Regions from separate parts of the Mus musculus genome. Here region 1 is linked to region 2. Evidence: chromatin contacts called from ENCODE POLR2A ChIA-PET data. All regions are on one chromosome and are shown on one strand. The core of a region is the stretch at or near the end of the contact, and the rest is flanking DNA. Distances in the headings are between cores, read along the strand shown.

Region 1 (4,537 bases), core at 743-3,242, 160 kb after region 2:
TGGCTCAGTGGTGGCTCACAAACATTTGTAATGGGGTCTGATGCCCTCTTTTGGTGTGTCTGAAGACAGCTACAGTGTACTCACATGCATAAAATAAATCTTTTTGTTTTGTTTTGTTTTGTTTTTGGTTTTTTCGAGACAGGGTTTCTCTGTATAGCTCTAGCTGTCCTGGGACTCACTTTGTAGACCAGACTGGCCTCGAACTCAGAAATCTGCCTGCCTCTGCCTCCTGAGTGCTGGGAAAAATAAATAAATCTTTAAAAAAAAAAAAAAAGAAGTTTGACTGAACTAATGATTTCAGTCAGGAGTCTTCCAAACTCTATCTCCTCAGCAAGCAAGAGCTGTTTAGAGCACCCTGCTAGGCCAGGACACAAATCACGGGCTTGCTGCAAGGACACAGTGTACTCTAACATGGTCACGCTTCTTGCTTTCCACGGCAAGGGCTTCCACGTCCCAGGGCACGGAGAAGGGCCTGGAACACAGAGCAGATCAGGGCATAAGACCATAGGCCCACAAGGCTCAAGACAAGACTGCAGGCACCACTGGGGCTTGGGTTGGAGGCAGACTGGTCAACAGCAGTCTTCGTTTGTGAGTTCTTCAAGACTTTACTTGACCTGTCTCTACTTACCCATTTTGGCCTAACCTGGGACCACTCTCCCTTTTCCTCAAGGATTCTCCAGCCCCTTCCAACACCTCAAACAAATGTGCTGACCCCAGCTCCAGAGTCGGCCAGTGCTCACGCTTGATCTGGTCTTCTCAAATGCCACTCAACATCCATTTTTCCAACAGTTCCTCAGCCCTGCTCTGTCGGTAACATGACACACCGATGTGGCATTACAGTACATTGTCTACATACATGGCTTACTGTAATCCTTGCAACCACCGGGAAAGCAGCTATCTCCAGGTTCCCTGCTGATGAATCCCTAACACACCAGTTGGTCAGCATCAGGCCTCCGTTATCTCATTATTTGTATGTTTTTGGGTTACACTAGAAAACCATAGCAGGGCAGTGGTGAGAGAGGCCTTTAATTCCAGCAATCTCTGAGTTCAAGGCCAGCCTAGTTTCCAGAGCAAGTTTCAAGACATCCAGGGCACACAGTGAAACTCATGTCTCACAAAAACAAAAGCAAACAAACAAACAAAAGAACAACAACAAAGGAACATAGAAAACCGTTCAAGCTAGCCCTCAAGGTATCTGACCATTTCAAACACCAATAATGTCAAGTTGAAATGCCTAAAAACTGCTATTCACAAAAAAAAAAAAAAAAAAAAAAACTTCCAAAAATGGCTCAGCTGGTAAGGGCACTTAGCCAAGCATGACACCCTGAGTTGGATTCCCAGGCCCCTCGTGGTGCAAAGAAATAACAACCTTGTGTAAAGTTCTCCTCTGACCTCCACAGGCGCTGTGACACGTGCACGATCCACCATGTAAATTAACTACATGTCATTTAACGACAGCATGGGACCCCTAAGAGTTCTGTTGTCCTGGTTTGCTTTTGTTGTTGTTTGTTTTCGTTGGTTGGTTTCTTTCTCCTCAGAGACCGAAAAAAAGGCTAACGCGAAAGCATCTGTGAGTTTTTTCATTAAAACATGAAAACACGCGGACCAGTGGTGGCGCACGCCTTTCGTCCCAGCACTTGGGAGGCAGAGGCAGGCGGATCTCTGAGTTCCAGGACAGCTAGGGATGGATACTCAGAGAAACCCTGTCTCGAAAAAACAAAAACAAAAAAGCCGTGAAAACACAACGCTGCGCCAGGCCTTCCCGCCCGCGCTGCCATAGCGGGCCCGCGCCCTCACCGTCTCCCCGCGGATCCCCTGGACGCTCCTCCACTGCGAGGGCACGGACGCCACGCCCAGGGTCTCATCCTGAAGAGGCGCAGGCCGCCCTCGCCGTTCGGCGCCGCCAGCCCCGCCAGCAGCCAGGGCAGCAGCTCCAGCGCTTCCAACGCGCCGAAAAGGCCTGGGCGACGCGCACATTGCCATGGCGACGGTCCCGCCCTCTCGCGCCTGCGCCCTGGAACGTGACCTTAGCGGGTTCGCCCCCCACAAACGGAAGTCCGACGAGAGGAAGTGAAGCTGTGGGCGCCGTTTTTGAACTGGTTACAGCATCGTCTTTAAGGCCCAGAAGAAAAATAATGAAAATGTTTATCAGCCAATACAACAAAACCGCAGCGATTTGGGATTGCCCTATGCCCAGAGGCCATTTGGGGGTCCGGAACAGCTCTTCGTGGTATAAGGAAAAGAGCGGAAGTGAGGCGTGGGCTCCAGGTTCAAAGATGGCGCTGAGCGGCCGGGCGCAGAGGCAGGACCGCCGCAGGCCTAGTGGGCCATGCTGGTCCGGAGAACCGGCCGGGCTGGAAGCAGCCGACTACTCCAGAACTGTACTTTGCGCCATTTGAGTTGGCATCATTTCCAATGAATGGAATGAAATAGATCATACACAGATCGAACGTGGGATTGAATGGATGGGAGGCCTAATAATAAATTTACATAAACAATAAAATAAAATGCTTGTTAAATTAAAATTCGAGACTAACCACAGGAGAAGTTGATCTCAATGATAGATGGCCCCAGGTTCAGTCCTCAACACACACGAAATGTTAACTACAAGTTAGTGCGTGCCTATAGTGTGTCAAGCCAAGCACCCAAAGGCTTATGTTTGTTTGGGTTTTTTTGTTTGTTTCTTTTGTTTTTCGAGACAGGGTTTGTCGGTATAGCCCTGGCTGTCCTGGAACTCACTTTGTAGATCAGGCTGGCCTTGAACTCAGAAATCCGCCTGCCTCTGCCTCCCGAGTGCTGGGATTAATTAAACGCGTGCGCCACCACTGCCGGCAGAGGCTTAGAAATGAGTGTTTATCTTATTAAATCCTTAGCCTTCCGTGTGCTTGCTTGTTAGTTAGCTGGTTTGCTTTTTGAAGTGCTGGGGTTGAACCCCGGGCTTTCTGCATGCCAGCTCCTATGTTCTACCAATGAACTACCCCTATAGCTCAATTGTTATTACTCCTGTGCCTCTTACAGTCAGATATGGAATCGTCCAAAGTCACCCAGTAAGATCTTACAGGTGGCTTGCCTGATCCCCCAAACCAAGCCTGGAGCCTCTAGACAACCATCTGCTAGTTTAGGCCTCTGGGTCTATTTCCTCTTTTCTGAGACTAGGAAGCCTGCCGTGGTCCTGTTCTCAGTGCACCACCCAGGGACAGGATGCCCCTCAGCAGAGCAGCCAAGGCCAGGAAGGCCGATTAGATTAGCAGCACTGGGAGGGATAATAAAAAGCCATAGAAAAGTCTTCCTAACAAGGACTGCTTTGCAAACATCACCAAGGATTCCAAAAATCATACTCAGAGCTCAAAGATTAAGAACACTGGCTGCTTGCTTTTCCAAGACACTCAGGTTCACTTCCCAGGACCCTCGTGGCAGCTAATAACTGTCTGCAAGTCCAGTTCCAGGGAGATTTGACACTCTTTCCGGCCTCTGAAAGCCCTAGACATGCACTTGACGTGCAGTCACACATGCAGGCAAAACATCCATAAACATAAAAATAATAAGATATAATTTTTTTAATCACACTTAAAAAGCCCAAAGCTGTGAAAGTCCTAGAGTAATGTCTTAAAACAGACTTGGAACCAACTACGTCCAGCTGAACTGGACAAAGAGGCTTAGAAGAGGCTTTCTTCACCTGGTCAAGGGAAAGGAGAGAGTTCAAGGCATCAAATATGAAAAACAGCTTGTCGGGCGGTGGTGGCACATGCCTTTAATTCCAGCACTTGGGAGGCAGAGGCAGGCAGATTTCTGAGTTCAAGGCCAGCCTGGTCTACAAAGTGAGTTCCAGGACAGCCAAGGCTACACAGAGAAACCCTGTCTTGAAAAAAAAAAAAAAAAAAAAAAAAGCAAAAAAACAAAAAAAAGAAAGAAAGAAAGAAAGAAAACCAGCTCAATAAAGATAAGGCTAGCCCTGAGAATATAAATCAGCCTAGTGTCTGGGGGACTGGATTCTACCCTAGCAGAAGTGAGATGTTTGTATATATTGAAGATAGCTTGAAAATGGAAGGAATGGCTGGGAAGTGGTGGCGCACGCCTTTAATCCCAGCACTCAGGAGGCAGAGGCAGGCGAATTTCTGAGTTCGAGGCCAGCCTGGTCAACAGAGTGAGTTCCAGGACAGCTAGGGCTATGCAGAGAAAAAAACAAAAAAAAAACAAAAAACAAAAAACCTGTCTCAAAAAAAAAAAAAAAAACAAAGAAGAAGAAGAAAGGGAAGGGGAAGGAAGGGGAAGGGAAAGAAGGAGAAGAAGAAGGGGAAGAAGAAGAAGGAGAAGAAGAAGAAGGAGAAGAAGGAGAAGAAGGAGAAGGAGAAGGAGAAGGAGAAGAAGGAGAAGAAGGAGAAGAAGGAGAAGAAGGAGAAGAAGGAGAAGAAGGAGAAGAAGGAGAAGAAGGAGAAGAAGGAGAAGAAGGAGAAGGAGAAGGAGAAGGAGAAGAAGAAGAAGAAGAAGAAGAAGAAGAAGAAGAAGAAGAAGAGGAAGAAGACTGCTCCAAATGGTG
Region 2 (4,124 bases), core at 656-3,155:
AATTTCATTTGGTAGATTTTTTCTCTATGAAATAGGGAACTTGATGTATGGAATGCAGAAGAGACAAAAGTTTGGAAAAGCCTCTGTTGGTAATTGTCTAGAGAGAACTGCTGGACAGAGTGGAGACAATGATTCGTGGAGATTATAACACGCACGTGTTACTGAAAATTGAATCTAGGATTTTGCTCAGGTCAGGCAAGGGTTCTAACTCGGAGTTCCTGTCCCCAGCTGTATGCTCTTGCGGAACCTCAGGATGGTAGAGATAGGTAGGACTGAGGGATACAGACTGGCCTTCAACTAACTCATGGCCATCTCCCTCCTTCATTGAGATTACTGGCATGAAAAAAAGAAGAAGAAGAAGAAAGAAGAAAGAAGAAAGAAGAAAGAAGAAAGAAAGAAGGAAGAAGGAAGAAGGAAGAAGAAAGAAAGAAGAAGAAGAAGAAGAAGAAGAAGAAGAAGAAGAAGAAGAAGAGGAGAAGAAGAAGGAAGAAGAAAGAAAGAAGAAGAAGAAGAAGAAGAAGAAGAAGAAGAAGAAGAAGAAGAAGAAGGAAGAAGAAAGAAGAAGAAGAAGAAGAAGAAGAAGAAGAAGAAGAAGAAGAAGAAGAAGAAGGAAGAAGAAAGAAGAAGGAAGAAGAAAGAAGAAGAAGAAGAAGAAGAAGAAGAAGAAGAAGAAGAAGAAGAAGAAGAAGGAAGAAGAAGGAGAAGGAGAAGGAGAAGGAGAAGGAGAAGGAGAAGGAGAAGGAGAAGGAGAAGGAGAAGGAGAAGGAGAAGGAGAAGGAGAAGAAGAAGAAGAAGAAGAAGAAAGGCTCGGCTTGCTGGTGTACTCCTATAACCCCAGCAAGCAGCAGAGATAGGCAGATTTCTGCTCAAACGCAGCAAGTTCCAGGCCAGCCAGGGTTGCACGCACAAAATGAACCGTCAAGGGTTGACGAACAAATATGACATGGTAAGACTGCCCTGCCGGCTGTGGAGGTGGGAAGGTAGTTCACGCTCCAGGGAGGAGCTGGTGGGAGCACAACTACTGTGTTGGAGTTAAGGTGTCAAGGAAATGAGGTCTACCCAGCCCGGAGGTTGTTAAAGTCTCCCAGAATCCAGGGCGGGAACGTGAGCCTCGTGACAGTCCCCCACGATTGGCTAACAGGGAAGCATAGTTGAGAAGATGGCGGCTCAGCAGAGAGAACCTCAGCAGAGCAGGTCCGTATAGAAGCGGCGTACGGTGTGCGGGAGGGCGGCAGGGGCGTGGGGAGTGCGGCCTCTTCCTTCGGTTTGGGGCGTGTGGGAGAGGGGTACAGTTTGTGGAGTGTGCACAAGTTGTCTGCACTGAGCGGCCGAGGCATAGGAATGGCTTTCCAGAAGCCCCAGCCTGTCGCTTGTACAGACGCCCTCTGCGTCCAGCTTCCTCCTGTGTTTCGAGGGGAGCGCGTTAGGGTTCAGGATTCAGGAGGACCAGGGCAAAATGGCGGAGGGGACTCGGTGGCCTGAACGGTGGGGCAAGACCAGGCCGGCTGGCGCGGGAGGCGTCGCGTGTCTCCCTGACGACGGGGCGGTGGACAGGCCTCGTGACCCAGAAGTGGGCGGAGCGTCCCCGTGTGGGGCGGGGCATCTCTGTGACGCTGGGGGCTGGGCCTAAATGGCGAAACCCGAGAGGCTCCGGGGGGGGTTTGAACTGGCCAATGGGCGAGCTGCCGACCGGTTGTCGGAAAAGGAGGCGGAAGCGGGGAGGAGCCGCCGCGGGAGCCGGACTGCATCCGCCGCGGCGTCTCCATGGCACGACCCTGGCCTCCGACTTCAACGACTTCATAAGGAGACGGTTCTGGGCGCAGCCGTGCCGCTCTTGGTGAGAGGCCACGCGGCGGGGCAGGGCGTAGAGTGCCGCGGGTTCAAGCCCCGCGCTCCCGGGGCTGGCTCGACCGGGCACCGTCCCCGAGTCTAGGCGCGCTCCTTCCTGCGTCCGAACCCGGCCCGCCCCGCTCCTCGTTGGGCGCGGGCCCTTCCTCCTCCCGCTAACGGGCGGGCCGGCCGCCTCCGTCCTCTCCGGGCCATCGGCAGCGCTCTTTCCCTCCTCTGCTGTCCTCGGGCAGGGCTGCGCCCTTCTATGGGCAGAACCCCGTCCCCTCTTGCCCGCTGGTGGGTGGCCGTGCGCCCCATCCTCCCCGGAGGCCACCCCTGCTCTCTGCGGACTGGGCCGCAGCAGTTACATGCGCTCGGGGTGGGCAGGCCTCCGGGGACCCTCCAGACCAGCTCCAGGGATGTGGGTGATCCAGGAGCGGTCTGGCTCTCCATGCCGCCCCGCCTAGGCCGCCGCTCCACCCCTTCCATCTATTGGTTCTCCCTGGTAGCTATTCTGCCGGGAACGCCCCTTCACCTAGGAGACAGTTGCCCAGGCACTGTCCCGAAGATCCCTCCAGCTCCCTGTGCGGGTTCCCGCCCCTGGGGGGCCCACTTGGGGCCTAGCAGTTCTCACCTTCTTCGCACTCCAGGCAGCCCTCAGGTTTAAACCCTAGTAGCCGTCGGCCCGCTATTCTTCCCGGGTGGGGTCTGGGCATGCTGGTCGTTGTCCTCCTTTCAGTGACGTGGCCCCTCACTGTCCTGCCGCGCCCTCCACCTGCCTCCTGGCGGCGCACTCGGCACCCCGCAGGTCGCTCAGCCTCTCCTGTCTCCCTCCCTCCCCACTTTGGCAGGACAGTTGCTGTGCGACTTGGACAGTAGAGGAGCGCCTCCCAAGTTTTCATCCAACTGCCACCCCCAAAGCTTCCACCCTCCTCCCCTCAGAGAGAGGACGTTTGATGCCCGGCCCCTGAGATTCTCATTGGCCAGCCCCTCTGGGTCCCCCTGAGCAGAGCCTGCCGACCCAATTGCCCATCTTTGCGGCTTTGATGCTTAACCATGTCTGCCTCATCCTCAGGCGGCTCCCCCAGGTACAGCCAATGTGGGGGGCGCCTTTGCAGTAGGGCAGGGAAAGGTGGTCAGGGCTCCCCAGGCCAGGCTCAATGGAAACTTTTTTTTAGTTTCCCAGGTACTGAAAGTCTGGACCCAAAACACTTGAAAGTGACTTTGAAAGGGGAGGAGTAAAGACTCCCCTCCCCCGCCTACAGCTTACTAGTAGCAAACAAGATCACTCTTAATGCTTTGAGTTCAGCTTGGCTTCAGACTCACTAGGTAGTCAAGGTTGTGCTTGAATTCCCGATTCTCCTTTCTCCACGTCCCATGTGGTGGCTTAAAAGCGTTTCCCACCATGGCACCTCTAAACTAGTGTTAAAGTGAGCAGAGATATTATAAGTAAGTAGAAGGGGGGAAAACTTGAGGTTCTACTTTGAACAGTCTTCTTCCGAGTGGCCGTCCGGCTCGCTCAGTAGTTGTTTGTGAGCCGAGCAGAGTGCAGACCATGGTGCTGTTGCTTTAGGTTTCAGTCTTCCCCCTGAAGAGCTGGTGAGGTCGGCAGAAGGCTATCTGGGAACTGTGAGGAGGCAGTGGGCTAGGTTAGCTTTAACCATTGCAGACCGTTCTCCCCCAGCCGGGACTCTGGCTGGACTGCTGGTCTGGAGCACAGTATTGGCTGTTTTGCACTTGTCGTATTGGGCTGCATATGTACAAGCAAGGCTCTGGTGTGGGCAGTGAGTGGACCACGTTGGGAAGTGGGGTCTTCGTATGCTTCAGCAAGGGTGTGAGCCTTCCTTTTACAAGCTGGTGTCCCAGTGACTTTGCTCCTGAGCTGCATGTTTTAGGTTAACCTGTCACTGAACGCTTCCCCAGAGGAGCTTGGGGACTGTAACCCTTGTTGAGACTGGTGCCTTGGCAGCTTTTTTTTGGGTCACCTGATTGGAGATGACAGGTAGGCTTTCAGCACAAGGTCACAATACATGTGATGCGATGGCAGGTTTAAAAGGCCAGCCATGCAGACAGCCTACACCTGGTATCACCCTCCTGCTGAGCACACCATGCGCGCCTTGTGCTCATCTACAGAGAGCCAGGGGACTCAAGACTGCTGCTCCAAGCTGCCGACGCAATAGCCACCACATGCAGTGTGCCATTTCCCAAGAGCTGAGAAACAGGAGAACCTTGGCTTTCTGCTCATAATCTGGTTCTTGTGCCCGGGTGCAGGTTTCCATCGTGTGGGAAGAACG

The links. ChIA-PET counts read pairs that join two places held with the same protein, here RNA polymerase II (POLR2A).
Region 1: POLR2A ChIA-PET joins it to region 2 with 14 read pairs in embryonic stem cell. The contact joins the promoter of Wdr34 here to the promoter of Odf2 in region 2. POLR2A ChIA-PET finds 5 or more read pairs at or near these places in 3 of 5 experiments (Patski and embryonic stem cell).

The regions. Positions count from the first base shown.
Region 1 is chr2:30,046,887-30,051,423 of GRCm38, forward strand. Wdr34 (WD repeat domain 34) reads right to left here and starts at 1,993. Exons shown (of 9, transcript NM_001008498.2): 1 at 1,798-1,993. The coding sequence starts at 1,983.
Region 2 is chr2:29,888,085-29,892,208 of GRCm38, forward strand. It overlaps Odf2 (outer dense fiber of sperm tails 2), which reads left to right and starts at 1,906. Exons shown (of 21, transcript NM_001369060.1): 1 at 1,906-2,127; 2 at 2,682-2,918; 3 at 4,102-4,124. The coding sequence starts at 2,887.